Linked DNA regions of Homo sapiens: region 1 is linked to region 2. A link is a loop called in an ENCODE intact Hi-C map of the cell type or tissue named here. Cell type or tissue: gastrocnemius medialis. All regions are shown on one strand. Links, peaks and the distances in the headings refer to the core of each region. The heading gives the core; the rest is flanking DNA.

Region 1 (15,194 bases), core at 3,947-11,946, 48 kb before region 2:
AGCCAGCCTCCGCCTCCCAAAGTGCTGGGATTACAGGCATGAGCCACTGCACCCGGCCTCTCAGAGATTTTTAAAAATCCCATTTCACAGTACATTCCAGAATGGGCAACATTGTCGAGGTCTTTATTTCTCTGGGATCAGTTCTAGCAGTTTTTGATTGCCTTCACCGTAGAGAAATATTGAGTGAAAATGGAAACTCCAAGTGAAAACGAAAACTCTAAGTGCTGATGAAAGTAACTCAAGCTCTGTCTTTTCGCCCTCACAGCCTCTGGGCTGTAGCTGCTTATTCTGAGTATCCTGCTGGGACCTAAGAACATGAGACCCAGAGGTTTAGAGACGGAAACTGCACCTGAATGAGCTGGAGAGGTCCTGGAGCATTAGGAATTCACTCTCGAAACAGACGCTTGTAGCTAAATATGCATGTCAGGGCTGAACCGGGTGGGAGTTTGCAGAACTAACTTCTACATGTACAATATAAAGTTTATTAAAGAATGAATAATAAAAAGTGTGAACTTGGAGCTTCACATATATCATTAAAACTCAACAGTTAACCCTGGAAATATTCTGGAACTTGAATGAACAAAAGATCTAGGAACCTGGAAAACATCTCTGATGATGTTTAGAATTGTCTGTGCATGGTAATAATAAAAACACTGATTTATAGTTGGTCATATTGAGAGGTGAAGCCGGTTGGGCTTCTGGGTGGAGTGGGGACTTGGAGAACTTTTCTGTCTAGCTAAAGGATTGTAAATGCACCAATCTGCGCTCTGTGTCTAGCTAAAGGTTTGTAAACACACCGATTAGCACTGTGTAAAATGGACCAATCAGCACTGTGTAAAATGGACCAATCAGCGCCCTGTGAAATGGACCAATCAGCAGGATGTGGGCGGGGTCAAATAAGGGAATAAAAGCTGGCCACCATGTGCCGCCAGTGGTAACCTGTTCAGTATGCTTCTGTGTGATGCTTGTTTTTTTTTTTTTTTGCTGTTTGCAATCTTGTTGCTGTTGGCTGTTTGGGTCTGCCCTGATTGTAAGACACCCATGGCAAAGTCTGCAGCTTCACACCTGGATGAAGTCAGCGAGACGGTGAGTCCACCAGGAGGAGTGAACAACTCCAGACCCGCCACCTTTATAGAGCTGTAACACTCATCGCGGAGCTCTGCAGCTTCACTCCTGAAGCCAACGAAACCACGAACCCACCAGGAGGAACGAACAGGTCTGGACGTGCCATTTTTAAGAGCTATAACGCTCACTGTGCAGGTCTGCAGCTTCACTTCTGAAACCAGCGAGACCACGAACCCACCAGGAGGAATGAGCAACTTTGGTTGCGCTACCTTTAAGAGCCGGAACACTGACTGCGAAGGTTTGTGGCTTCACCCCTGAAGTCAGCGAGACCACGAACCCACCACAAGGAAGAAACTCCGAACACATCTGAACATCTGAAGGAACAAATTCCGGACATGCCATCTTTAGGAACTGTAACACTCACCGCGAGGGTCTGTGGCTTCATTCTGGAAGGTAGCGAGACCAAGAACCCACTGGAAGGAGCAAATTCCAGACCCAATATTATTGTAGAATTCTCTCCAGAGTGTGGGTGTGGTGGCTCAGGCCTGTAATCTCAGAGCACTTTGGGAAGTCAAGTTGGAAGGATTGCTTAAGGCCAGGAGTTTGAGTCCAGTCTGGGCAACATAGTGAGACCCTGTCTCTGCAAAAAATTAAAAAATCCAGATGTGGTAATGTGTGCCTGTGTCCCAGCTTTTTTGGAGGCTGAGGTGGGAAAATGGCTTGAGACCAGGAGTTAAAAGCTATGAAGAGCTGTGATCATGTCATTGCACTCCATGTTAGGCAAGAGTGACGACCCCCAACTTTTAAAATATATATTGTTGAGGCAGAGTTTCACACTGTCCCCCAGGCTGGAGTGCAGTGGCATGATCTTGGCTCACTGCAACCTCTTCCATCAGGTTCAAGCAATTCTCCTGCCCCAGCTTCCTGAGTAGCTGGGGTTACAAGCGCCTGGCTAATTTTTGTATTTTTAGTAGAGAAGTTTTCACCATGTTGACCAGGCTGGTCTCGAACTCCTGACCTCAGGTGATTCACCCACCTCGGCCTCCCAAAGTGCTGGGATTACAGGTGTGAGCCTGGCATAAATAAAATTTTTTAAAAGAATGAAACAATTATCTACAGACAACTTGTCCCTTCATGGCCTGCGTAGGCAGGGCCCTGCCTTTGGCATCGTCTGTCTGGGGCCAGCTATTCTTTGACGTGAGTTGGGGTAAGTGTGCCAGCTCCCTCGCTCCAGCACAGAGGGACTGATCTGAGCCCTGGCTTTCCTGGGCAGATGGAGCTCCAGCTGCCCCAGAGGTGTCTATGTCAGTAACTTGCCCCTCCTTGGTTGCTCCTCCCATCTCCCTTCCTCCCATACCAGTGTTTCCTGGACCACCTTATGAATCAAGTGCTTGCACTTACATCCTGTCTCAAGATCAGTTTTTGGGAGAATCCCAGTCAGGACAGTAGCTCATTCAAAAAATAAAAAATAAAAAAAAATTCAAAAAACACACAACAGGCCGGGCGCAGTGGCTCATGCCTGTAATCCAGCACTTTGGGAGGCTGAGGCAGGCAGATCAAGAGATCGAGACCAGCCCAGCCAACAGGGTGAAACCGTGTCTCTGCTAAAAATACAAAAATTAGCTGGGTGTGGTGACGTGCGCCTGTAGTCCCACCTACTGAGGAGGCTGAGGCAGGAGAATTGCTTGAACCCAGGAGGTGGAGGTTGCAGTGAGCCGAGATCATGCCATTGGACTCCCGCCTAGCGATAAAGTGAGACTCCGTCTCAAAACAAAAAACAAACGAAAACAACAGTGACAACAAAACACACAAAAGACAAGCCAACAGAATAACATCACTGGTCCTCAGACAGGTGGATGATTGGATAGGCAGGTGATAAGGAGGTAGGTAAGCAGGGCTTACCTGAAGCTCATGGAGCGGAAGTTCAATGTCTTACTTTTCTAATTTTCCTCTTCTCTGAGTTCATGTCTCCTTCCAACTCTCCCTCCCCTCCAGCCTCCACAAAGGGAAAACGAAGCCCCCAGATCTTGTCTTTTAAGCCCTCAACCTGACGTCGGGGAAAGAACTCTGACCTGTCTTTCCTCCCTCTTTCTGGCGTGAGAGGGCCACACTTGGTAGGGGGTATCCTCCTTTTCACAGCTAATAACACAGAAACGAGCTCCTTGTGCCCGTTGGGCAAGGGCCACAGGGATGGGCCTCAGCCCCCGGCAGAAAAGGCTCCCCAGCTCCCGAGGGAAGTTTGGGAGCAGCCCGGGAGCTCCCATGGGCAGGCAGTAGGCGTGACGGAAAGAGAAAAATCACAGCTCACACCAAGTAAGGCCTGTTGCTGGGTGCGCTGAACCTTTGGACAAAACTTTGTTTCACTTAGCAAACCTCCATAACAATGCTTTGAGGAAGCGATTCCCATTTTCAGACAAGGAAACTGAGGCTCAGAAGGCAAAGTCACCTGCCTAAGTTTCACAGGGCTTCGGGGGTGGAACACTTACCAGTAGGAATGCTGGCCAGAGCCCCTTCTCTGCTCAAACTCTGCCTGTGGCTCCCACGTCACTCCAGGTAGAAGCTGAAATCCTTTCCATGGCTCACATGGCTCTGCTTAATCAGTCCCCCACCCTCACCCGATTCCCCCTAAGCCTACCCCCCACCACACTGCCTATTCTTGTTCCTCAGATAGCCCTGGATCCTCCCGCGTTGGGGCCGCCATCCCTGTATCTGACTGGAGCTGGCTTCCCATGGAAGTAGGTGACCCGCAGCCACCTCCCTGCAGCCACCAGGTCTCTCCCCACAGGCAGCTTTTCCTTTCGGCCTTCCCTGGCCTTCCTGTTGGAGATCGCAGCCCTCCCACCCACTGACCTCCTGCGGCCAGGACTCCCTGACGTATTCTCCATCTATCTTACATGGTTATGTATTGGATATCTGCCTCTTTCCAGCAAAACATTGGCTCTGAAAGGGCAGAGACTTTTGCATGGTTTGTTCACTGTCATTTCCCCGGTGGCCAGAACATCACCTGGCACATAGTAGGTGCCCAATATGTGTTTAATGGATGAATGAGTTGGGACCTGCACCCGGGTAGTTTGAACTAAAGTGAACTAACTAAAATGTACCCTGACAGAAACCAAACTTCACTGAATTGTAAATCAGACTTCAGTATTTAAAAAATTTATTTTTACTTTTTATCATGGAAATTTTGAATAAACACAAAGTAGCAAGAATAGTATAACATGTCACCCAGTTGCAACAATTGTCAACCCACGGGCAATCTTGCGTCATGTGCACCTTCTCCCACTTCCACCCTTCCTGTGTTATTTAGTTTAAAAAGTACCCCAACTTTTAGCATCTTAGTAGTTTAGCAAAATACCAGTTCCTGTGGATCAAGAATCTGGGCCCGTCTCATCTGATGGCTCAGCTGAGGGCAGAGCTGCTCCTGAGCTCATTCAGGCGGTTGTCAGTAGGACTCAGCTCCTCCCAGGCAGGGGGCCAGAGGCCTCCCTCAGTCCTTTGCCAAGTGGGTCTCTCCAGAGGGCAGCTTACAACACGGCAGTGGCTTTGCCAGAGTAAGTAAGGCGGTGCTGGGTGGGGGGAGTCCAGTTGAGAGGGGAGTCACAATCACTTGTGAACTAACCTCAGAAATGACATCCCAGCCCAGGGCAGTGGCTCAAGCCTATAATTCCAGCCCGTTTGGAAGCTGAGGCCAGAAGATTCTTAAGGCCAAGAGTTTGAGATCAGCCTGGGCAACTTAGCCAGACCCCATCTCTACCAAAAAAAAAAAAATGAAAAAAATTAGGGGGGTGTGGGTGCACACGCCTATAGTCCCAGCTACTCAGAAGGTTAAGGCAAGAGGATCACTTGATCCTGGGAGGTTGAGGCTGCAGTGAGCTGAGATTGCACACTGCACACCCGGCCTAAGCAACAGAGTGAGACCGTCTCAAAAAAAAAAAAAAAAAAAAAGAGAAGACATCCCATGGCTTTTGTGGTATTCAGTTCATTTGAATCAAGTCCCTAGGTTTGGCCTACACACAAGGTGAGAGATTGCACAAGGGTGTGAATGCCAGGAGGGGCCCTAGCCCATGCCTCCTAGAGAAATGTGGGCTCCTGGATGCAGGGCCCTGTGCGTGAACGCTCACCACAGCATTGCCACAAGGCAGAGGCTTTGTGCACCACGGCGCATCCCCCCAGCCCTCCTGGCCCAGCAGTGCTGTGCTGCGGCACTGCCTCCACCCTGCCTGTGCTGTCCTCTGCTCTTCTGCCTCTGGGCTTGCTCAGCCCCTGCAGGTACAGGCTGGGTTTGTGAGGGAGCTGATGTTCTTAGGGGCAATCTTGAACCGATGGGAAAGTGAGTCTGTAGATGAGTCTCTGACCTCCATCCTATGCATTCTACGTAGTGCTTCATACAATCCTTGGTGGGGTCAAGCTGCCAGTGCCAACAGCAGTGAACACCTTTGCTGGGCACCCTGCGTTGTTTCTGGACTCTTCCCCTGTTGTGGCCAGCTTCTGAGATGACCTCTGATGAGCCTTACCTCCAGTCTTCATGCCCTGTGACGCCTGTGGTCTGTTTACCTAGTGGAGTAAGGTGGAGGTGATGGTGTGTGACTCCCAAGGCCGGGTCACCGAAGGCATTGCAGTGCCCTCCTGCATCTTTTGGATTCTCGCCCTGGAGAATGCCAGCCGACGTGTTGTGAGGACATTCAAGCACCCTGTTGAGAGGAACTGAACCTCCAACTAACAGCCATGCAGATGAGCTTGGAGACAGACCTTCCAGCCCCAGGCGAACCTTCAGATGATGGCAGCCCTGGACAATGACTGACAGCAAACTCACAAAGAAAGCTGAGCTGGAACCACCCAGCCAAGACCCACAGAAGCTACAAGGGATAAATAAAAGATAACTGTTGCTTTAAGCCATCTGCTCATGGGGTAATTTGGTGCATGGTAGTAGATAATAGTGAGACTTTTATTCTCCTACTTCCTCCGTCTTGCTTCCTGAGAGCACCTCCCAGACCAACTGCCTGCACCCAAGCCTTTGTCTCAGCTCTGCTTTCAGGGGAATTCAAACCAACACAGTCACAGTGAAAACTTAGGGTCAAGATAACGTCTATCCACAAGACACTCGATAAACTGTGGTATTGTTATTCCACTGACCCCAAACAGCAGTGAACATGAGTGACCAAGAACTACCTCAATCAGCTAGGAGAGGTCCCTAGCACCTAATGTGAAATGAAAAAAATCAAGAAGCAAGAAAAAAGAAGAATACCCACAGTGAAACTCTCAATAAAAAGTTTCCAAACACATAGTTCCATTATTTGCACTAATGCTTATGGGCACATATGTATGTAGTGGTAAAAGCACAAAAGCTTTTGTGAGATGAGCAAACGCCAGAATCAGAGTAATGGCCACTTCCGGGGATACAAAGAGAGGAGAGACTGGCTGGGAAAGGGACCCAGGAGCACCATGTATTGGAATCCTTGGTGGAGAATTGAAGCAGATCTGAAGATGAAGCTTGTTGGTGAGTGCAAAGCTGTGTGTTATATAATTTTCTATGCCTGGTTGCATATTCATTGTTGCATTTAATTTTTTTTTTTTAGATGGATTCTTGCTCTGTCACCAGGCTGGAGTGTAGTGGTGCAATCTTGGCTCACTGCAATCTCTACCTCCCGGGTTCAAGAAATTCTCCTGCCTCAGCCACCCAAATAGTTGGGATTACAGGCATGTGCCACCACACCCAGCTAATTTTTGTATTTTTAGTAGAGACGGGGTTTCACCATGTTGACCAAGATGGTCTCGATCTCTTGACCTCGTGATCTGCCTGCCTCGGCCTCCCAAAGTGCTGGGATTACAGGCGTGAGCCACCACGCCTGGCCACATTTAATATTTTTTAAAATGAGGGATGAAACATACAAAGGGAACTTGGAGGTCTGATTCCATTTCAGCCGCTGGTTCCGTGGCCTTCCAGAGCACTTCCCAAAAGGTACCACTCATGGTCCTGCCTCAATGACTTTGCATTGGCTGTTCCATCCCCAGCGATACTTTTCCACCAGAGAGATGCCTGACCTCATTCTTGCCCTTGTGTTCAGAACCACAAAACACTGTATATTGTAAAAATGTCCCGTTTGCTTATGCCTGAGTGAATGGGTTTCTGCTGCTAACCCCCTGACCAGGCACAGAGCAGTGGTCTTTGCAAGGATGGGCCTGGGGCCTTTGGGTCATTCCTCCTGAGAAATGCTGCTCAGGCCTTTGACCAAGACACAGGAAAAAGGGAGCAGAGATGCAAACACAGATATGCAGCAACCACTCTGCCCAGATTCACCTCGGCTTCCCCCTTGGCACTTGCTATTTTCACAGCTCTCCAAGGCCATTAGTGACAACTGTGCCCTAAGTAGGTCACAGCGATTATCCCCCTTTTAGGGGCAATCATCATCATCATTGTGAGGCCGCAGGTTGGTGTTTAGTGTCCTGCTGTTCCACGAACTACTTGGACACTTGACAGCACAAAGCCCTTCAGAGAGGCCAGGGGCAGCAATCTGCTCTTTCCTTTTTCCAGAAGGAACAGAGGTTGAGAGAGGGTAAATGAACCCCCTGCCCTGCCAAGAAGAGTGTCAAGTGGGCTTTGGGGAGGGGATGAGTCCCCCTCAGACACTGTGAAAAAAAGGATGGTGTCCTCTGTGCCCAGGATCTGGTGTTGGCACCACAGACCACCCCCTTCCTTCAGAGAACGTCTCCTCTGTCCCTCCATGTGGTCCTGGGGAGGCTGCCAGGCCAGCTCACCGCCACCCTCCCTGCAGTGGGGAGCAGCCGGTCCAAATGGGATCATGAGCCACAAAGCACACAGGAAGTTGGAAATCCAGTGGTGCAATCAGAAGCAGAAAAACAAAACCCCCAAATCCAAGTGTCTCAGTGGACCACAAGATAAATTCAAGTTGGCAAGATAAAAAGGAAGGTTTCGCTAAGTGTTATTTAAGAAAAACAAGCAGGCAGGGCTCAAATTGGGAACAGAATGTGTGGGGATAAGCAAAGCTCTTCTTCTTGTACATCCCACAGTTTCCAGAGAGGAGGACAACAAAAATGCCTTGAGCACTTGAGGTGAGGACCTGGAGGAAAGGTTCAAGAGACCAAAGGCTTGCAACCTGGAGCAGAGAAAAGCACAGCCTCGCTCTGAGGCCCGCCCTTAAAGGCTGTGCCCTGGGCCCTGCCAGGCCCCACCCAGGTCTGGCCCTCACTTCCCTCACTGTTACACATTTGCCTTAAATTAAAAGCAGACCTGCACACAGCCACCCACCCGATCCTAGGGGCTGACACCATATTTTATCTGCCATTCTTTTATTTTTTATTTTTTTATATAGGAAAATGGAGACCCAGGAAGATGCACAAACTTGCCCACAGGTCCCAAGGCTGGCTGGGACTCTGTGGGACTTGAAGCCCAATGCTGGAGCCCACGTCCCTCACTGCTACTCCCTGCTGCGGCCCTGACTCACCCCTTCCAGCCTGCCCACTACTCTCAGCCCTTCCAGGCTGCCCACTACCCCGCCTGATGCTGGGTCCTAAGCCTGTGGGCTCCGGCCCAGCCCAGCTGTGCGTGGATCATAGAGTTGAATGGTGGCTCACTGGTCTCCCGCTCCCACCCCTGCCCCCACCCACACACTGCTAGTTTTCCTTCTAGCAGTCAGAGGGACGCTGTTGAAAGTCATCCTCCTTCCTCCCCACAAACCCTCCAGGGCTCCCACCTCCCTCAGGATGAGGCCAGAGTCCTCCCACTAGCCCCCGTGAGTGCTCTGGCCTGGTGGCATGCCTGCTCCCCTTGCTGCCTGCTCATTTCATTCTGGCCACTCACGGTACTGCCTCAGGGCCTTCGCATTGGCTGTACCCTCTCCTGCAATGCTTTTCCACACTACACAGACAGAACTTGCTCCCTCACCTCCTTCAGACTTTGTTCCACTGCAGCATTCTCAGTAAGCCTTCCTCGAGCGCCTTGTGGTAGAGAGGTACAGAAATACCCTCTAGGGTGGGAAGAAAAGCAGCCAGCCTGGGGCCCCAGTCAGGGCCTCAAGATGTGCCCTTATGTTGCTCCGATCCTGCCCTGTCTCAGGGTGTGCCCTGCTCTCAGATGTGCCTGCCGCTGACGACCATTCCCACTCCGACAAGGAGGCTGCAAAGGCTGTAGCACCCAGGGATGAGGATGAAGCATTTTTATTCTTCCCACTGTAAGACGAAGTAGCATGCGTAAGAAGCCACGTTGGCTCATTTCTGCTTGAACCCCTGACTCTGTGACAACGTGCAGCTCTCTGGAAAGATGCTTTGAAGGCAAAGCAGGATGAAGCGCCCGGCCCCGCACGTCTCTTGCCTGAGTCACTTGATTCCTTAAAAGAGAAGAGCTCTAGTCCTTGCCTTTCTGACAGGCTTAATGACGATGCCTCTGCCATCTATAACCAGAGGTGCTCTTACACCCACACCTTGATGGGCTGCTGCTTCAACGTAACTTCTGAGCAAGTCCGATGTGATTTTGCACTTGCTGAACCTCCACCACCTGTATGTAAGCCGTGGGCTTCAACAGAACTGCCCTGAGGCAGTAGATGTGGTCTGGAGTCCTCAGACTCCTGAATGAAATGAACTTTAGTTCTTCGAAAGCTTGATTTTGTTTTCGTTGTCAACACTGGGAAATTGGGCTTAGAGGGGCTTCCAGGGGCCTCTTTGCCCTCCAGCTTTCCTTGCCTCCTCTTGTCTCCTGATTTGCTCTTATGTTTCTCTACCTTCCAGGAACCCGAGTTGCTAAGCTCCTAGCTCCAGCCTGTCCCACCAGCGGGGGCTCCAAGGGGCTCAGGCTTCCCAGAGTCCAGTGCCCACATAGCAGACAAACCCACATCGTGTGCCCGAGTCTCCTGGCCTGGTTTAGGCATGTGATTACACTCATGGGGTCTGTGTCTCTTGCTCGGATTTAACCACATACCCTCCCAACCCGCCAACTAGGTTTCAATGCAAGGGAAGGCCAGATCCCTGTATGTCATGTCTAACCCACACACCCACGTGAGCGCATGTCTGTGCACATGGAGCGTGTGTCTGGGGTCCCGATGGCAGTGTTTACACAGGAACCTCTGTCCAGTGAGCAGGCACACACGCACGTCCTGGGCATCTGGTGCTAGAACTCTCAGGAGTGAGAATGGGGTAAGGGGCAGAGAGTCCTTTACAGTGGGCCACCAGGGCACCCCCACTGGCGGCATGGACCCACCCCCTCAGGGGGCATAGAAAATATCTGGAGCCTAGGTTGAGGGTATGAACGTCCCCAGGGAGAAGGAAGGTCATCAGTGAATGTAGAGTGGGCAGAGTTGCCCCTTCCAGGGGAGTGAGCAAGGGGCACATCCCGTCAGTGCTGGGTCCACCGAGGGCTTGGGGGCTGCCATTAGCCCATGTGGTGCGTTGTGTGAAGGAAGAAAGCGCCCTCTAATGGTGGCTGCAGTCCCAAGGGTTGCAGGGCTTGGCTAGCGGAGCATGGACTGAATGTCAATGAGCACTGCGCCTTTGGCAGGATGCCCTTGGGCAGTGCACAGCCTGTACCGCTGTACAGGGCATCCGTGGGGGAGGCGGGACTTGTGGAGACACATCAGACCAAGGTCAGCTCCAGTGTGAATGGGGGAAGTGAGGGAACCCGAGGGCAGCAAGAGGTGGAGAGGCATCCAAGAAAGGCCCAGAGGATATGTAGGCTGGGTCCCCACCAGCAGTCACGTGAGTGCCTGGCAAGACCATGAGTCAACATCCCAGCACTTGGGGTGGAGTGAGGTCCACACACTCACTCCTCTGGTGCCACCACAGCTCAGGGGGCCTCTTGTCTGCACGCTGAGCCAGGACTGGCCACGATGGAGGGGGCCAAAGAACAAGAGAGCCCTGCTCTCTAGTTAAAGAGAAAATATGCACCCACACGGAACATGTTTAAAAATGTTCTTCACAAGTTAAACCTAGAGTCACCATATGGCCCAGCAATTCCACTCCGAGGTGTCTACACAAAAGAATTGAAAACAGGTGGCCGGGCATGGTGGCTCACGCCTGTAATCCCAGCACTTTGGGAGGCCGAGGCAGGCAGATCACGAGGTCAGGAGATCGAGACCATCCTGGCTAACACGGTGAAACCCCGTCTCTACTAAAAATACAAAAAATTAGCTGGGCGTGGTGGCAGGCGCCTGTAGTCCCAGCTACTCAGGAGGCTGAGGCAGGAGAATGGCGTGAACCCAGGAGGTGGAGCTTGCAGTGAGCCGAGATCGCGCCACTGCACTCCAGCCTGGGCAACAGAGAAAGACTCCATCTCAAAAAAAAAAAGAAAACATGTATTTGAACAAAAACTTATACATAAGTGTTTACAGCAGCAGTATTCATAACAGCCAAAAGGTGAAAGCAGCCCAATTGTGCATCCACAGATGAGTGGTAACAACTGCAGATGTGGATCCAAGCTTGGACACTTCTTACCTTCCAGACCCTGGACAAGTTCTGCAGCCTCTCGGACCCTCAGTCTCTTCATCTAAAAAATGCAAACGACAGTGCCCAGTTCTTGGGTGGTTGGGAAAACTAAGCCTACATACATAAGGTGTCAGATGCCCTGTAGGTCCTCACGGAGGTACGATATACCTGTACGATGGGATATTATTCAGCCACAAAAAGGTACAAGACAAGTGGACCTTGAAAACACTATGCAGAGGGAGGATGGCAGTCACAAGAAATCACATACAATTCCACTTATATGAAATATCCAGAATAGGTAAACCAACAGAGACAGGAAGCAGACTGCTGGGTGCCTGGGGCCGGAGGAAGGGAGGAGTGGGGAGTGACAGCTCATGGGAATGGAGTTCCTGTCAGGGGATGAAAGTGCTCGGGAGCTAGATAGAGGTGATGACTGCACAGCACTGAGAATGTACTAAATGCCGTGAAATTGTTCACTCTAAAACTGTTAGTTTTATAGTGTGTGGATTTTACTTCAATTTAAAGAAATCTCATGCCTGAAATCCCGACACTTTGGGAGGCCGAGGCGGGAGAATCACTTGATCCCAGGGGTTCAAGACGAGCCTAGGTAACACAGCAATATTCCATCTCCAAAAAAAATTTGAAAAATTAGGTGGGTGCGCTGTCATGCACCTGTAGTCCCAGCTACTGGGAGGCTGAGGCTGAGACAAAAGGATCACTTGAGCCTGGGAGGCTGAAGCTGCAGTGGGCTGTGACTGTGCCACTGCACTCTAGCCTGGGTAACAGAGAAAGACTTGCCTCTCTTAAAAAAAGAAAAGAAAAGATCAAGAAAGCAGATGACCAACGGCCACAAAAATTTGCAGAGCTTCTTGCAGACTAGGGAACACAAGGCTGGTGTTTAGAATAGTCACCAGCTGGCCTCATAGAGAACAGTCTGAGCCCACCTCTCCCTGATGGGTTGTGGGGAGGCCTGGGGTCCTGGAAGAAGGCCGTGTGGCTCAGGTTAGGGGCTTGGGCTATGAATCCCTAAGTATGAACATATCTGCAGACGCCCCCTCCCGCTCTGCCGCAGGCTCCCGAAGGAGGTCTGGACAGAGGGGAGGAGGGCCAAGGGTTGGTGGGTTTTGAGGGTCAAATAGCAAGCACTTGGGTCCGGCCAGGTCCAGGATGAAATGCCAGATTTTCCATCTGCCGTCTGCATGGACAGATCCTGCAGTTTCCCAAACCTCCAACTCCTCACCAGTGAAATGGAGCCAGTAATTCCCACCCAGCAGGAGGGTGAGGGAGAAAATGCACGGAGGAGCCTGGGTCTGCAGGCAGGTGTGGAGGGCAGGTGCCTGGCTGGTCTGGTGGCCGTCCTTTGATTACTTTTCAGAAGCAGCCGGAAAATAAGGCTCAAGTGCCCAGAATAGAAAGCCAGGCCGTCCAAACATAGGTTTAAAAAATATAACCGGGAAAAATCAACTTCCTTATGTTCACACTCGACCTCAGGTGTATTCATGGGGAAACGGCGAGAGGTCTGGAGGATGTTTGCAGCTGCTGTGGGTGGTGGTGGGCAGGAAGCCCTCCCCACCACCGCTCTGCCTGTGCGCCCGATCTGCCCGCCGTGGGGCCCAGACACACTTCCTCCTCTCCCTCTGCGCTCTGCTCCGAGGGCAATTTGGCATCTGCCGCCTTCAATTAACATTGCAGACTGGAAGTGGGGGCCTAGGGGAAGGAGGTGGGCCGCAGCGGAGAAAAACAAGCCCACTGTGTTGACAGCTGGGCACACCACCTGCTCCAGTGTGGCAGGGAAGTTGAGGACCGCAAAGCCAGGAGGGGGTGAGGGAAGGCTGTTGCACACACTGGGCCTCTGTGCCCCCCTCACCGGTTGCACCCCCAGATGCAGGCTCTGTCCCAGTCCCTGTGCCAGGACTGGCTTGAACAGACCCCTCAGCCCTCTGATGGGAGGAGGGAAGGCAGGATGCACCGAGGTGGGAGTGTTTCTCCAGCCCTCTCTCTGCCAGGCTGAGTCTTGCTGGTTTCCCTTGATGGTGCACACCAAGGGATCCTTCACTGAACTCCCTGCAGTTACCGTGGCAGGCAGGCTTTTTCCTGCTGCAACACTGGCTGCTACCCCAGATAGTGCCTCGGTGGGTGACTGCGTAAGGAGAGCAGCTACCTCCGGCCCTACTGCCAGGTTCAGCTGGGTGGCACTGGGCCTGCCTCTCATCAGGCACAGTCTTTGAGGACAGTGACCAATGACTAACCTCAACAATGACACTGGGGCCAGGGCTGATGTCTGTGTCTGGTACCTTATGTATGTGGGCTTATTTTTCCAACAACCTGAGAAGTGGGCACTGTCATCCCATTTTCTAGATGAAGAAACTGAAGGTCTGAGAGGCTGCAGAACTTGTCCAGGGTCTGGAAGATAAGAAACTTCAAAGCCAGGCCGGGGCCTGCATCTCAATCTCCTAATCCCAGCACCTTCTGGTTGTTGCCCAAGCTGCCCCTGGGGAAGTCCAGAGTTAAACGCAGTGAAGGCAGAGTCATGGACCATGCGTCCAGGGACCTGGGCAGTGCCATAGTTTGAATACATCCCCCAGAGTTCATGCGCCATCCCCAGAGCAGCAATACTGAAAGGTGGAGTCTTTAAGAGGTGATTGCCCTCTTGAATGTATTAATCCATTCATCAATTCATCATCAATCCAATTCAACAATTAATGGATTAATGGGTTATCACAGGAGGAGAGCTGGCAGCTTTATAAGGAGAGGAAGAGAGACCTGAGCTGGCGGGTGGGCACGCTCAGCCCCCTCGCCATGTGATGCCCTGTGTAGCCTTGGGACTCCACAGAGTCCCCACCAGCAAGAAGGCCCTCACCAGATGTGCCCCCTGACTTGGGATGTCTCAGTCTCCAGAGTTATAAGAAGTAAATTTCATTTTGTGTAAATTACCCAGTTTCAGGTATTCTGTTGCAAGCAACAGAAAATGGACTAAGCCCAGCAGTGAGATGCTGTTGGCATCACAGGACTCTGTCATGAGCATCCACAAGCAGCCTAGGCTTTTCAAGCCTCAGTTTCCCAGCTAGAAGATGGGTCAGACAGAGCCCCTCATGGGGCTGTTGCAAGGATAACATGGAGACAATGGGTGCAGGGTGAGTGCCTGGGATGTAGGGAAGGGTTCCATAAAGGATCAACCTCTTGCTTCCGCCGCCTCCTTTTTTTCAGGATCCATGAGACTCTGGACACAAAACGGCTTTGGGACTCAGTTAGCAGCATCCAGGGAATGGGAAGCATTGTAGGGATTCTGTCCAAGTCACTGAGTCAGAGGTGGTGGAAAATTAAGCCCCAATAGGGCACTGTTTTATCCCGCATGTGCATGTGGGGAAGCAAATCAGGACCCAGGAGATCTGGATTCTGGAAAGATAAGACAAGGCGCTGGAGGAGGTGCCAGTCTACTTCAGAGTGGCCCCAAGAGGCACTGTTGGGCTCCCTCAGACAGAGCCAGTTCCATTTAACCCACCCCCTGACCTAGTTTGGTGTCTCTATGAGAGACACTCTGCAGAGTGCAAATTGCTCTGAACCAACTTCAGCTGGGCCAAGTCAAATGGGAATGAGATGCACATGGAGGGCCTTCCCCATGTGTGTCCACACATACAGGTGGGAGAGCATGTACAACCCATGCACCCCACCTCCAGGCCCATCTTCTGGGCAAGGCA
Region 2 (16,041 bases), core at 4,297-12,296:
GCAAAAAGATGGGACAAGCCAAATGTTCATTAACAGATAAATATGTAAACAAGATGCAGTATATCCATACAGAAACCAGGAATAAAATTCTAAGCCCCCCTAACCAACTGAATGGACCTCCTCTTGGCCAAGGGCATTCCAAAGTTAATCTGAGGCCAGGCACGGTGGCTCATGCCTGTAATCCAAGCACTTTGGGAGGCCAAGGCGGGTGGATCACCTGAGGTCAGGAGTTTGAGGCCAGCCTGGCCAACGTGATAAAACCCCGTCTCTACTAAAAATACAAAAATTAGCCGGGCGTGGTGGCAGGCACCTGTAATCCCAGCTACTTGAGAGGCTGAGGCAGGAGAATCACTTGAACCTGGGAGGCAGAGGTTGCAGTGAGCCGAGATTGTGCCACTGCACTCCAGCCTGGGCAACAGAGAGAGACTCTGTCTCAAAAAAAAACAAAAATGAAAACAAAGTTTTTGTTTGGCGGTCCAGCCATGATGGGAATAAGGGGTCAGGCATGCCTCCTTATACCCTCCCTACTTTGAAATTCAGGCATAACTGACCAATATTAACATTAAAACAGAGACCTTAAGAGAATTTATTCTTTCTGAAGCCTGCTACCTCACCTGCATAATAAAATTCTTGGTCTCCACAACCCCTAATTTTAACCCATACACTCCCTTCTATTGATTCCAGGTCTTTAGATAAACTCTTTCAACCAACCGCCAATCAGAAAATCTTTGAATCCACCTATGACCTGGAAGCCTCCTGAGGCTGTGTCACGGGCATGTCCTTAACCTTGGCAAAATGGACTTTGAAATTGATTGAGACTTGTCTCAGATACTTTGGGTTTACACATACAATGGAATATCATTCAACTTTAAAAAGGAAGAAATTTTTAAAGGAAGAAAAAAGAAAAAGGAAGAAAATTTTGACACATGCTACAACATGGCTGAACCTTAAGGACTTCATGCTAAGTGAAATAAGCCAGTCACAAAAGAACAAATAGTAAATGTGTAATTCCACTTATATGAGGTACCTAAAGTAGTCAGATTCATAGAGACAGAGAGTAAAACAGTAACTGTCAGGGGCTGGGGGAGGACGGGATAGGGAGTTACTGTTTAATGGGTATAGAGTTTCCGTTTGGGAAGATGAAAAACATTCTGGAGATGAATGGTGGTGATGGTCCCACAACAGTGTTAATGCACGTAATGGCACTGAACTGTACACATAAAAGGGATTAAGATGGTAAATGTGTTATACATTTTTCACCACAATTGAAAGCATATATTATTTTTAATTAATTTTAGCCTGGTAATCTCTCAGTGTCACCTTGTTTTGGTGCTGCTCTATGTAGATTGTTCAACATAGTACAAAACACGACTGGAAAAGATCAATCTTGCTGACATTTACTCGGGCTTAAGATATGGCTCAAGGGCCTTGCTCTTTTGGTCTTGTGCAAACCGCCCACAGTCCACCTGCTGGCTGGATGCCCTCATTGCAGGCAAAGCACCAGGATTTCTTATAATACCACCCATAGACCCAAGTAGGATCCTGGTGGCCTCGTGGTAAGCTGTGACAGGAATGCACAAGGATCTCCTGGCTTGTTGGCTGGCATCGCTGGCCCAGTGATGTGAGGTGAAGGGATTCTTTGCTCTGACTCAGCTCAATCCCCCTGTACAAAGGGACTAGGTGGGCTTGCTGTGCTTTTGGAAGGACCAGAAAAATCTGCTTCCTTCACTCACTGGGAGCCATGTATTCTCTTTGACTTTTGTTTGCAGGAGCAAAACAAACAGATGCTTGGGGAAAACCAACCAAAAAGGGGGGAAGGGGAGGCTGGTGCTGGCTGGCAACCTTGACTCAGCGCTCGGCAGGAGGTCCATTCGGAACAGAAACCCTCACCCTGCACTTTCCTCACCCAGCCCTGAAATCACAAACAACCCCTTGGCCAGGGTCCTAATGAGCCTCTGACAAACACAGCCCGCCCTCCTGACACAGAAAAGACAATTAGACATGCACAAGTGGCCTGTGAAATGCCAGGCTGGGCACTTGAGCTCTCCATGAATGGCACCCCCTGTACCCTGGGCCTTCTCGGAAAAACATTGCTTGGGTTCCTTACGGGTGGTAATGGCTAATAATGCAGAGAGAACACCGTGTTTTGGTTTCAGGCCTTTGGCCAGGGCGGTGAGAGAGGGGTGTGTGTGTGTGTGTTTAGTGATGGTAGTGGGGTGATATTTATTTTCATTTCTCCATCATAAAGGAATTGAAGTCCTATAGCATGTCAGCAATGTCAATGTTTCAGGGTGAAATAAACAAGTAAAAGGTGTTAGCGTTCAGATGAGCTCTAGCAGCCTGTGACGTTAGGAAAATCGCCAACTCCTGGGGCCTCAGTCTTCTCATCTGTAAAATGAGGATAATAATAGAAACCACCTTCCACTCATGGTGATTGAGTGAGCCATCGCAGGTAAAGCACTCAGCCCCAGGCCTGGAACATAGGACTCATTGAACATTGGCTATTAACTTAAAAGCAAGCGTTATGCGTTTTAGTCTATTTAAGGAGCCACTTTTGAATATCTGCTTGTGAACTCCTATATGAAGTTGGCTGTGAAAACACAGAAAACACAGTCTTTATGCTCACAGAGCTTGAGGACAACCAGGGTGACAAGAAAACCATCCGGGCAGGGCCAGCTCAATGCTGGCGCGTTGGCACCAACCAGGAGACAGCTGTGGCTTGCTTTAGGTCTGTTTGTTTCTTCTAATTTGTGTTATCTTTTTTCCTTTGGTGGTGGAGGAAGGGCGGTTTCTGTAGGCCGCAGACAGCAGGGTATGGATCATTGGTCTGGTCAGGCTTTAATCAAGTGAAAATCTGCTCTTCATTTGTTTGTTACTGCTACAAAGCACATGATTTTCTTTTTTTTTTTTTTTTTTTTCCACATCTGTTTTTTTTGTTTTTGTTTTTGTTTTTTTTTAATTTATTTATTTTTTATTGATAATTCTTGGGTGTTTCTCACAGAGGGGGATTTGGCAGGGTCATAGGACAATAGTGGAGGGAAGGTCAGCAGATAAACAAGTGAACAAAGGTCTCTGGTTTTCCTAGGCAGAGGACCCTGCGGCCTTCAGCAGTGTTTGTGTCCCTGGGTACTTGAGATTAGGGAGTGGTGACGACTCTTAACGAGCATGCTGCCTTCAAGCATCTGTTTAACAAAGCACATCTTGCACCGCCCTTAATCCATTTAACCCTGAGTGGACACAGCACATGTTTCAGAGAGCACAGGGTTGGGGGTAAGGTCACAGATCAACAGGATCCCAAGGCAGAAGTTTTCTTAGTACAGAACAAAATGAAAAGTCTCCCATGTCTACTTCTTTCTACACAGACACGGCAACCATCCGATTTCTCAATCTTTTCCCCACCTTTCCCGCCTTTCTATTCCACAAAGCCGCCATTGTCATCCTGGCCCGTTCTCAATGAGCTGTTGGGCACACCTCCCAGACGGGGTGGTGGCCGGGCAGAGGGGCTCCTCACTTCCCAGTAGGGGCGGCCGGGCAGAGGCGCCCCTCACCTCCCGGACGGGGCGGCTGGCCGGGCGGGGGGCTGACCCCCCCACCTCCCTCCCGGACGGGGCGGCTGGCCTGGCAGAGGGGCTCCTCACTTCCCAGTAGGGGCGGCCAGGCAGAGGCGCCCCTCACCTCCCAGACGGGGCGGCTGGCCGGGCGGGAGGCTGACGCCCCGACCTCCCTCCCAGACGGGGCGGCTGGCCTGGCGGGGGGCTGAACCCACCTCCCTCCCTGACGGGGCGGCTGGCCGGGCGGGGGGCTGACCCCCCCACCTCCCTCCCGGACGGGGCGGCTGGCCGGGCGGGGGGCTGACCCCCCCACCTCCCTCCCGGACGGGGCGGCTGGCCGGGTGGGGGGCTGACCCCCCCCACCTCCCTCCCGGTACCGGGACGGCTGGCCTGGGCGGGGGGCTGACCCCCCCCACCTCCCTCCCGGACCGGGCGGCTGGCCGGGCGGGGGGCTGACCCCCCCCACCTCCCTCCCGGACGGGGCGGCTGGCCGGGCGGGGGGCTGACCCCCCCACCTTCCCTCCCGGACGGGGCGGCTGGCCGGGCAGAGGGGCTCCTCACTTCCCAGTAGGGGCGGCCAGGCAGAGGCACCCCTCACCTCCCGGACGGGGCGGCTGGCCGGGCGGGAGGCTGACGCCCCGACCTCCCTCCCGGACGGGGCGGCTGGCCTGGCGGGGGGCTGACCTCCCCACCTCCCTCCCGGACGGGGCCGCTGGCCGGGCGGGGGGCTGACCCCCCCCACCTCCCTCCCGGACGGGGCGGCTGGCCGGGCGGGGGGCTGACCCCCCCCACCTCCCTCCCGGACGGGGCGGCTGGCCGGGTGGGGGGCTGACCCCCCCCACCTCCCTCCCGGACGGGGCCGCTGGCCGGGCAGAGGGGCTCCTCACTTCCCAGTAGGGGTGGCCAGGCAGAGGCGCCCCTCACCTCCCGGACGGGGCGGCTGGCCGGGCTGGAGGCTGACGCCCCGACCTCCCTCCCGGACGGGGCGGCTGGCCTGGCGGGGGGCTGACCCCCCCACCTCCCTCCCTGACGGGGCGGCTGGCTGGGCGCAAAGCACATGATTTTCAAGGGATAAGTTGTTAGGATGTTTTTAATTGTGATGATGAAATTCCAGCTCAAGTTAACTTAAGCAAAAGTAAACAAGCAAAATTCCAAAAAGGGAGTTTACTTTCTTACATAATTTCAGAGAACAAAGATGGGTGTCTTGCTAGCTTCAGTCATAGCTGGACCCAGGTGCTCAAATCTCTCTCTTTCTCTCTCTTCTTTCTTCATTGTCTGATAGCTTCAGGCATACACAGTAAACCCTCAGCTCATGATTTCAGAGTAAGAGAGAGCCTCCTCTTGGACCAACAACTCTAGACTGGGAAATGGGGCACCACAGTTGGCCAGACATGGGTTGCATTCCCCCAAAGCCAGGGGATAGGTTGACCAGCAGCTTCACAGGACCCACATGGGGCAGATGGGATGCAAGGCTGACAAACTATCAGTGAGACTCTGTGGATAGAAAGCATGAGTAGGCGCCAAACATTTCACGTAAGCAGCGAATATGCAGGCTTCCTCTTTGCATCTCACCCAACTATGCTTAAAATGGCTTGTCTGGCACACTTTGAGGGGTCAGCCTACTTCCTTGCATTCAAAAGGTGAAGAGTTTCTAACTCTTTGTTCTTGAATCAAACCAAGTGACTGAAGACTAAGTGTTCCAGATGGGCCAACCACGCAGCAGCATGGTGGCAGCTCTGAGATGCTGCCCAGTGAGCCCCAGTAGTCACATCCTGGAGAGTCCCCTCTTCACTGAATAGGACCCATCTGGCAACCAGTAGGACTGCAGAAATGATGTCCAAGGCTAGGCCATAAAAGACATGGTTCCTGCCTTGCTCTCCTTGAATCACTTCCTCGGGAGCAGCCAACTGCCATGTTGTAAGGACACTTAAGCAGCTCTGTAGAGGAGTCCATGTGGTGGGAAACTGAGGCCTCCCACCAACAGCCAGCACCAACCTGCCAGGCATGTGGGTGCACCACCTCAGAGGTAAATCCTCCAGCCCCAGTTCAGCCTCTAATGACACAACCCCAGCTGATACCCTGACTGCAACCCCATGAAATCCCTGAGCCAGAACCACCCAGCTAAGCCACTCCTGAATTCCTGACCCACAGAAACTATGAAATAATAAATGTTCATTGTTGTTTCAAGCCACTAAGTTTTGGGGTCATTTGTTACACAGCAGTAGAAATCTGATACAGGCATATTGTGGTCCCTTCCTCCCTTCCCAGGGACAGAGTCACTTTGGAAAGCTTCCTTGGATCATTTTCAAAGCACTTCTCAATAACTATCTTAGTTCTTGTTACAAAGTTTCAGTTTCACAAATGGACTCACACGGATATCACAGGCTGCTCCAACCCTCAACAGTGAATTTGCCGATAAAACAAAATCAGGGACTAGGTGTGGTGGCTCATGCCTGTAATCCCAGCACTTTGGGAGGCCAAGGCGGATGGATCACCTGAGGTCAGGAGTTCGAGACCAGCCTGACCAACATGGAGAAACCTCATCTCTACTAAAAATACAAAATTAGCCGGGCATGGTGGCACATGCCTGTAATCCCAGCTACCCGGGAGGCTGAGGTAGGAGAATCGTTTGAACCTAGGAGACGGAGGTTGCAGTGAGCCGAGATTGTGCCACTGCCCTCCAGCCTGGGGAACAGAGTGAAAAAAAAAATCAGATTTCCACTGCATTTACTTCCCTCTCCTGTACTAGATATGGAGGTAGTTGAAATTCTAACAGGAAGGATGCCTTCAAAGTTCGGTCAGTCTCCCTCCTTGTTACTGCATATGACGGGTGGTATCACACACTATCACAATACTGCAAAGTCATTGATAACATGTGGCAGGAGTGCCCTGGGTTCTGAAGCCCCATGAAGTCCTCCAGGCGGTCTTCTGGCTGAAGTAGTGCCTCCCTGGCAGATGAGCTAGAATTCAAGGAAGTCTGATCCTAGGCTGCTTGCATCAAGGGAGAACTCGGGGAAGAGGTGGATCCTGAGCACACCCTTCAATGCCCCCCTTCCCTGAGGTGACTGGGACATACCCCACACATACCCCACCTGGGTCCCCTGCTGTTGCAAAGCAGTTTCCCTCCCCCTCCCACAAGCCCTCAGTCACGTAGGTGCCAGCACCTGGGCCCCTCCCACAGACAGCCCCATGCTGAGCACCTTTCTGATCCTATGTCATTGCTGGCGTTTGCTTTTCCTCCCCTCTCAGGATCCAGATGTTATCATTCCCCAGGAGCTCAAACTACTCCATCTCCCTGGTCTCCCATCGTTGAACTCCAATCATGGAAAGAATGCCATACAAGCTAGTGCTCCTCAGTGTACCAGCCAGGACTCTGCAAGTGACAGAAAGCCCCGCACACAGGCTCCAGCCCATCCTCAGGTCTCTGCCTCCTGCTCCGGCTCTGGCTTCCTCCGCATGTTGGATTCGTATGGGTTGGTCCCCAGCTGCCCTGTGAGGCAAGGCAGGCCTTGATGTTCACTTGCCATATCAGGTCCCGCCTGCCTCTGCAGAAAAATTTTAGGCTCCTCAAGGTCTGGGTCCACTTCTACTCCTCCTATCAGAGTGTAAATAAAAACAGTCTCCTCATCCTGCCCCTGCTCATATAACCTCTGTGACAGGATGCTCACTACTTGGAGAAGTAACTCTTTTTGCGGAGCTGGTCTCCGCCCCTTCTGTGACTGCCACCCACTGGGCCAGTTCTGCCTAATAGCAAAGAACACTGCTCACCAATCTTCTTTCCTTTCCTTCCTTCCCTTTTGCCCATAAGTCACCGATGGATGGACTGGACCCATGGGCAACGTCTGTGGATGACGCTGTGTTTGTCCTTCCACAGGGCGTGGGGCTCCTCCACCCTGCATCAGGCACAAGCCTGCTTTTGGGGAAAGTCCCACCATCTCATTTTCCCTTGCCTAAAATAGCTACTTCCTTTATGGGGAATGCAGTGTGGTGGGGAGCAATGAAAGGGATGAGGTAAGTCATCCACAGATGCCTGGTTTGGAATCATTCCTGAAAAGGTCAGCGTTTTCATCAGCCAAACAGGAGGCAGGGCACTTCCGGCTGGTCATTAACCAAGGCAAACAGCGTGGCGGGGAAAGTCAAAGCCATAGCCAACCACAAACAAACAAGTCATGTATCCTCTGTGGAGGTGACTTTCTTCTGAAGGAATGTGTGGTTGTTTGCAGATAATATCAAATCCATTTCACGTCAGATCAGGATGACAGACAGCCAGAGGCTATTGGGGTCTCACATTAAATGGCTCTTTTATGGTAATAAATTGTTTCCTTTTCACGGTTGCATGAGCAATCTCAAGTTTTATTTTGAGGTGTCAACTGCCCTCAGGGACACCTGCCACAGGTGGGATCTTGGGTCCTGGCCACCATATGTGAGAGAGCAGACCCTGGCTGAGTCACTCAGCTGTGGTCGCATCACCTCTGTCCCTGCCCCACTGCTCAGCCCCATGCAGGCTGGCAGGGGAGGCCTCCTCTCCCCCATGGGGTCTCCCTTTCTTCCTCTCACACTGATCATTGGAAAGAGTGGCTTGCATTTGCCACAGTGCTGAGGGCTGTCAGTCTTCACAGCTGAGGAAATGACATGATTTGTTGGGAGCCACTTGAAATAACCAGTTCCCCAGCTGGTCTCGCTGTCCCTGTGCTGGCAGCCCTGCTGACGTGGGGCCTGGCTAGACAGAGGTGGGCCTTCTGTGCCCTCACCTGGGCCATCCCCACCATGCGGTGAGGTTGGGTTGCATCCAGCCAGGAGGCAGCTGGCAGGGCCCTGTGGCTTGTCTGAGGACCCAAGGGGGAACTTATCAGAGGGCAAGAGAGAAAGAGGGCTGAGGGGTGGTATGTAAGAGGGAGGGGGCTAGGAGAGTGTAGATGCTTCCTGAAAGGTCACGGATTCTATTGGAATTCCCAGCCAAACTTCAGGACTGGGAAACACCCTTCTTAGGAGGTGGCTAGGGGCTCAGGCTGGCTTGGCTCATTCCTGGCCTGCAGGCCTTGCTCCTGAGCACAGGGCAGGGGCTGCCGGCCCCGGTTCAGAATGGGATCTGAAAGCTGCCTGGAAAGAATGGGCCTCTGGATCAGGATCACCAGGGTGGGACCTGGATATTTCCCATAGTCACCAGACGTGTTGCTCAGAGGGAGGTTCCTGGCCAGCAGCTTTGTTGGCATCACCTGGGAGCTTGTTGGAAATGCAGAACCTTGAGCTCTGCCCAGACTTACTCCCTCAGAATCTGCATGGTAAATGATCTCTGCTGACCCGGGCACTGGGGTTCAAGGACCTCGGCCCTGCCAAATCTGAAATCCAGAGCTAGGCCAAAGTACACTTGTGGAATCAGGATGCTGAATCTAAGTTAAATGCAGAAGCATCCTTTGAGCAAAGGTGGTGGAGTGGGCTGAATTATGACCCTCTCAAAAGATGTCCATGTCTCAGAAATGCAGAATGTGACCTTATTTGGAAACAGAGTCTTTGCAGATACAATTAAGATCTTGAGGTGAAATCACCCTGAATCATCCAAGTGGGTCCTAAATCCAATGACAAGTGTCCTTGTAAGAGAAGAGGAGAAGACACAGAGACACAGGCAAGAAGACCACGCAAAGACAGAGACAGAGATTGGAGTGATGTGGCCACAAGCCAAGAAACACCTGGAGCCACCAGAAGCTGGAGGAGGTAGGAAAGATCCTCCCCCCAAGCTTTTAGAGCGCAAACCCCTGCAGAAACCTTGGTTTTGGACTTCTGGCTTCCAGAACAGTGAGACATTACATTTGTGTTGTTGTAATGATTACAGCAACCACAGGAAACTAAAGCAGGTAGCCTTTTCAGACTCTGCAGAGGAAAAAAAAGCATGGCCAAAGTTACCCAAGAAAGAGTTGATGACCCCACCAGTCCCCAGTCACAGCAGTCTTAGCTTTGTTCCCAGAATTAGCTGACCTCCTCCACCCCATTTCCTTATTCCTTTTTAATGCTCCACAAAACCCAAGGACAGTCGAGACCTGGTCCTGCGTGGCTGCCTGATCACCAGACCGTCAAAAGCTGCCGGCTCCTTCATGCTCCCAAACGTGACTATTTTATTTACTCTTAACTTCATCTTGTTTGGAAATTATTTAAAGCAGTTTCAATGGAGTCAAACTGAGTCATATTTTAACTGCTTAAGTACCACTTAAAAACAGACTTTATGAGTTCACTCGGATTAAGAAACAAAAAAGGAAATAAAAGAAAAATGAAATAAAATAAAAAAGAATAAAAACAGATGTCAACAAGTCCTTTGGCAAATGATCCCACAATGGCTTCATTTTCTGAGCTTAGATGGCGCTAGATGAGGTTAATTTCAAACGAGGTATACTAGTACTAGATTCGAATGGACAGAAACTCTGAAGGTTCTGGGATCGTTTTCCTTTTAGAAAGTTTTCAGGATTCAAAGATAAAGATTCAGGGCAGTGGTTCTCAACTTTGACTCACACTAGAATCATTTGGGGAGCTTAAAAAGAACAGCCACATTCCAGACTCTCCCCAGATCAGGTAAGTCAGAATCTTGGCGGGTAAAGCCCACCCTGGGGCTCCATGGAACCCCTGAGCCAGACCCTGCACCCAGCTTCGCACTGACCTCCACATGCTGCAGGGTGTAGTGTGGTCATGTGCCCAGGGCTGGCCAATCAGATGTGCTCACCCTGAGCTCAGCTGTGAAGGGGCAGGTACCATCCGGGATCCATTCTGCCAGGCATGATAACAGGCAGTGCCAGTGTGGACAGTGGTGGGATAAGCTGTGGGCTGGCACCCCATCGTACAGATGAGGACACAGCTCAGAGGGATCCAGAGACTTGTCCAAAGTCCCATAACTAAGGACTGGCAGAGCTGGGATTTGAACCAGCCCCTCTGGCTGCAACGCCTGCCACCTTTTCCTCCCTTGAAACAGCTCCATGCCTTAATTAGGGGCAGTGTTGGCCAGGCGCGGTGGCTCATGCCTGTAATCCCAGCACTTTGAGAGGCCGAAGCGGGCGGATCACCTGAGGTCAGGAGTTCGAGACCAGCCTGGCCAACATGGTGAAACCCTGTCTCTACCAAAAATACAAAAATTAGCTGGGTGTGATGGCAGGAGCCTGTAATCCCAGCTACTCAGGAAGCTGAGGCAGGAGAATTGCTTGAACCTGGGAGGTGGAAGGTGCGGTGAGCAGAGATGGTGCCACTGCACTCTAGCCTCGGTCACAAGAGCAAAACTCCATCTCAAAAAAAAAAAAAAAAAAAAATTAGGGGCAGTGTTCTGGACTCTGGCTTTCAGGCCTAGCTCTCTGATTCTCCCAGCACATCCATGAGCAACCAAACATGCCTTCTGCTTTTTTTCAAAGTTAATTTTGTTATTGAAGTATCAGATACATACAGAAAAGATCACAGATCCTAAGTGTGCAGTTCAATGAAGTTTGACAAAGCAAACACACTCATGTAATCAGAACCCAGACCAAGAAATAGAACAGGGCCAGCACCTTAGAGACTCTCCCAGGGTCTCTCCTCCCAAACATAACCACCACCAGATTTCTAGATTGGTTCTGCTTGTTTTTGAGCTTTATAGAAACAGCATGATATAGTGCACACCCTTTTCGTGTCTGGCTTCTTTGAGTTAGCGTGGGTGAGAGTCATCCATGCTGCTGTACGTAGCTGAGGTTTCTCCATCCTCCGTGCTGTCTGGTGTGAAGGGCCGTAACCAGCTTACCTGTTCTATTGTGAATGGACATTTGATGTTTGAATGGTGCTGCTAGGAATATTCTATTCTTATGCCTGTCTTTTGGCACCAGTGTGTACCCAATACCCTCTTAAGAAATGCTTCTGCTAAAGTGAGCAGAGTTGGTCTATGTTGTTTACAGCTAAGCACCTTGGTTGATGCCATTTATAAGCACTACTATTGTCCCCACTTTACAGAGGAGGAAACTGAGGTTCAGAGAGAGGTTCAGCCACAGGCCAGGCACAGCTGCGGCCTTAGTTACAAGGCCATGTCACTAAAGAGTAGCAGAGCTGGGATTTGATCAGAGCTGTCCTCTTAACCACTAGTTAAGGGACACAAGTGCATCTCCGCCCCTTAGACCTGCCTGATGCCGCACAGCGGTTTAACAGATAATACCCACCCCCTTGATGGAAATGGCTGGGGCGGGGGACTGAGAGCTGCACTGATGGTGCTGTCCTGGGCAGGGCTTGGGATGTCGCCAGCATGCAGGAGCCCTGAGAGGAGGATCAGTCCCTTCCAAGAGGGATATGAGGGAGGGGGAAGCCTCCTGGGCTGCCACTGCTCCTGGCAGCAGCCCTTCCAGAGGGAGGCTCCTCCCTGAGGGCAGGGGAGCTTCCTTTCGGAGGAGAGGGCAGGCTCCTTCGCTGGGCAGAGCGGTGGTCTGGGCATTGCTGAAGCGGCCAGTGGAGACAGGGATCCCAGCCTTGAGATTCACCCTCTGCCTCCCATGGGAATCCTAAGTAAGAAAATGATGCTTCTGACTGACTGTCTGGCAGCCCCTGGTGAAGAGCTGTCCCTACCCACTCACCTCTGCAAATAGCAGAATGGCATATGGTGGCAGAAGGAAGGGTCCAGAAGGTAGTTCTTCTGCGGAATGACCCATGCGATGGGCTGCTCTGTGACGCATTGGAGTGGGGATCATTTCCTTGCAGTGGAGGAGTGGGTCAGAGGCCGGGCTTGTCACATGGAAGTCCCTCCTGGGGATGGGCCACTGACAGATCCCTCTGTAAACAGCATTTGCATCAGATTCACTGCTCCAGAAAGTGGGGATCAGGGTCCCTGAAGCCAAGGAGCAGGCATAGAAGAGGCCAGAGGTGACTGGCAGCATATTTGACAGGATGCATAAATCTTGTTAAATGGGAGAGAAGCCAAACACGCTGGCTTTGTATGGGCAATTTAGACCTTCCTAGGTCATTCCCTGCAGGGACTGCAGGCCTCAGTGTAGTCTCTGATCTGCAGCAGCTGCAACAGCATCTAGGAACTTGTTAGACTTACTGGTTTTCAGGTTGCTACTTAATCGGAAGTTCTTCAGGTGGGGCCCAGCATTCTGTGTTTTAACATGCCAAGGGGATTCTGACGCATGCTGAAGTTTGAAAGCCACCAGCATAGTGCAATATGAAGTAGGCATTATCATCAATCCCATCTCACAGCTGAGGGAACAGAAGGTCTGAGCCAGTTTTACCCCAAGTTACACAATTAATAGGAAAGACAACAAAATTAGGTGCAGCTGTGAATAACAAAAATCGAACTCCAGAGCACCATGAACTAAACAAAATTGTTTATTTTTCCTTCATGGTCCAAGATAGCTGCTGAAGCTCCAGCCGTTGTGTCCATATTCTAGGCAGCAAAAAGGAGGGAAAGGGCCAGGCGCAGTAGCTCACGCCTGTAATCCCAACACTTTGGGAGGACGAGGCAGGTGGATCACTTGAGGTCAGGAGTTCGAGACCAGCCTGGCCAACACGGTGAAACCCCATCTCCACAAAAAATGCAAAATTAGCCAGGCATGATGGCGTGCACCTGTAATCCCAGCTACTCAGGAGGCTGAGGCAGGAGAATTGCTTGAACGGGAGGTTGCAGTGTTGCAGTGAGCCAAGATCGCGCCACTGCATTCCAGCCTGGGTGACAGAGCGAGACTCCGTCTCAAAAAAAAAAAAAAAAAAAAAAAAAAACCACTGTGCTCCAGCCTGGGTGACAGAGTGACACTTTGCACTTTGTCTCAAAACAAAAACAAACAAACAAAACAAGTAAAGGGAGGAAGGTCCCACCCTGTCCCTGTAGGGGACACTTCCTAAAATTGTATATACGGCTTCAGCTTACATCTCATTGGCTGCAATTTAGTCAATTGCTTCACCTAGCAGAAAGAGAGGCTGGGAGAATAAAGTCTGGGTCCTAAGTGACTATGCATGCAGGTAAAACTTGGGGTTCTGCTGCTATAGAAGAGCCTCGATAATGGGGAACAACTAGGCAGTCTCTGCCGCAAGAGTGTATCTGAGAATCAACCCAGGGCTTCTAATTTCACCATCTGAAGTTATGTTTTTGTTTAAATGTTGTCTTTATCTTCCCCTTTTAGAAGTCCCACCAAAAGCAAGCCTTCTTGGAAGTCTTCTCCGTTGCTGCTGTCTCCCCAATGCCTAGAACGATGCCTGGCTTGTAGTGGTGATCTTTGCTTGCTATTGAATATACTACTTTAAAAATTAAATTAAATACCTCATGTGAGAGAAGCTTTTTCAGGGTCTGGCACATGGAAGGTACTCAGAATGTGGTTGCTGCTATGTATTTAAAGCAGTGCTTCCCAACAAAGCCCCGCTGGCCCCTGGCAAGGTTTACCTCTTAGACTCTCAATCCCACCACCACCGCCTGCCTGCATGTACAGACTTGCACACAAATCTTGGCCCTTTCATTGGACTTTAAGAATAATCAGTGCTGGTCAGGCGCAGTGGCTCACTCCTTTAATCTCAGCACTCTGGAAGGCTGAGGTGGGCGGATCACTTGAGGTCAGGAGTTTGAGACCAGCCTGGGCAACATGGTGAAACCCCATCTCCACCAAAAAAAAAAAAAAAATTAGCCAAGTGTGGTGGTGCATGCCTGTAGTCCCCAACTACTTAGGAGGCTGAGGCAAGTGAATTACTTGAACCTGGGAGGCAGAGGTTGCAGTGAGCCAAGTTTGAGCCACTGCACTCCAGCCTGGTCAACAGAGCAAGACTCTGTCTCAAAAAAAAAAAAAAAAAAAAAAAAAATCAGTGCTGTTTGATTGGGTCTGGAGAATGCAAGCCACAGCCCAAGTAAGCAACTAGATTGGGAGAGAAAATTCATCTCGCCATTTCTTGTACAAGCCTGGAAGTAGGCCTTAAGAACAAAGCTGGGCTCAGGCTGCCGTGATGGGGTGTCTGTCTATTCTGGCGTTTGTCATTTGAGCTTTTCCTTCGTAGGTGCAGCCTTCTTGGGTTCCAGGGACTTGGTGCCCTTACTTACAGCCCATTGGGTGCCTGCCCCTTGTCGCCAGTGTTCAGGTTTGTGGTCACCCCTATGTTGCCTAACTGGGTCAGGCTGGATGGAGCCGGGAGGGCTGTTTGCGTTGGCTGCTTTTCCCTGTCAACTGTCACACACGAATGCAGCCTCCAAAATTCAATTTAACATAAATCTTGCCATTTGGACCAAGGCAAGTGGGCCTTATTCAAATCCGAACAGTCTATTATTGAGCTCGGAAACAGACAATAGCTGATGCTGTGATGTTCAGTTGCAACTGCCCTAATTACAGACAAACACTAATTTCATAGGATTTTTTAGAGTGAAGCAAATCTTTTGAAAGAAGTGTCCTCATTTAAAAACTACAGATCGAGAGGGCTATGAGGGTTCATTTTATTTATTGATAATGTGGACTGCGTCAATTCCTGAATCTCATTTGTTCAAACTCCCAGGGCTGTTGTGAGGAGCAAAATGAAAATGAGGTAATGTTTGTGGAGGTCCCTAATGAAGAGCAAAGCAATCCAACAGCTATAGTAGTATTGTGCGTTCAACGCCCTGCACCTTGCAGCTGCGTCCCATTAACAATGACCTCTGAGCTGTGAGCTCCAGGGCCTCTCCCCTCACTCCGCGGGCCACTCTCCATGGGTCCCTCACCTCCAGCTTCCTCTTTCCTTGAATGTGGCTTCTCAACATTTGGGCCATGACTCAAATGTCACCTCGTTGAGGAAAAGGTGTCCAATCAGTACTTACTGTGGTGCTCCGCCCTGTGTCTTTCCGAGTTCTTAGTCCCATGAGATAATCTGATGCATTGGTTGGCTTGTTTTTAATCTCTCTTCTCCATGGGAGCACCAGCTCCATAAGGGCAGAGACCTTGTCTGTCTTGTTCACACCTGCATCTCCTGTGTCCAGAACAGTGTCTTGCACCTAGTAGAGATGGATGTATATTGATTGGGAGTTTGGCTTGGGGAGGAAAGGAGAAAGTGAACTGTTAAGAAATTAGGGCATTTAGCATTATCTAAGAAACTGAAGCAGTACCTGGGGTCCCTGAGTACCTCGAACAGGTGTGTGGTGTGGTACCTGGAGTCCCCAGGGCCCCTAAGTACCTGGAGCAAGTGTGTGGAGTGGTACCCAGAGTCCCTGGAATCTCTAAGTACCTGGAGCAAGTACATGGAGAGGTACCTGGAGTCCCAGAATCCCTAAGTACCTGGAGTAGGTGGGTGGAGCAGTACCCAGACTCCCTGGAATCCCTAAGTACCTGGAGCAGATGTGTGGAGTGGTATCTGGAGCAGGTGTGTGGCATGGTACCTGGAGTCCCTGGAATCACTAAGTACCTGGAGCAGGTGTGTGGCATGGTACCTGGAGTTCCCTGGAATCTCTAAGTACCTTAAGCAGGTGTGTGGCATGTTACCTGGAGTCCCTGGAATCCCTAAGTACCTGGAGCAGGTGTGTGGAGTGGTATCTGGAGCAGGTGTGTGGCATGGTACCTGG

Evidence for each region. A loop is a pair of places that touch in the nucleus more often than their neighbours do. Peaks named below come from ENCODE experiments on the same cell type or tissue, not always from the same donor. Only the 100,000 strongest peaks of a DNase experiment are listed, where the experiment ranks them.
Region 1: it touches region 2 in a loop (2.3-fold over the local background); 8 of 110 quality-filtered maps call a loop at or near these places.

The regions. Positions count from the first base shown.
Region 1 is chr17:17,390,883-17,406,076 of GRCh38, forward strand. No RefSeq gene overlaps it. Among named protein-coding and RNA genes, the nearest start is that of MED9, 79 kb to the right of the region's middle. RefSeq lists enhancers at 1,153-1,382, 12,472-13,026, 13,027-13,579. In gastrocnemius medialis, for the core only: no CTCF peak of the experiment used is centred there; DNase peaks (open chromatin) are centred at 4,577, 7,839 and 8,248; H3K27ac peaks cover 1,606 bases.
Region 2 is chr17:17,438,709-17,454,749 of GRCh38, forward strand. No RefSeq gene overlaps it. Among named protein-coding and RNA genes, the nearest start is that of MED9, 30 kb to the right of the region's middle. RefSeq lists enhancers at 3,055-3,900, 7,085-8,284, 11,383-11,884. In gastrocnemius medialis, for the core only: no CTCF peak of the experiment used is centred there; a DNase peak (open chromatin) is centred at 7,323; H3K27ac peaks cover 893 bases.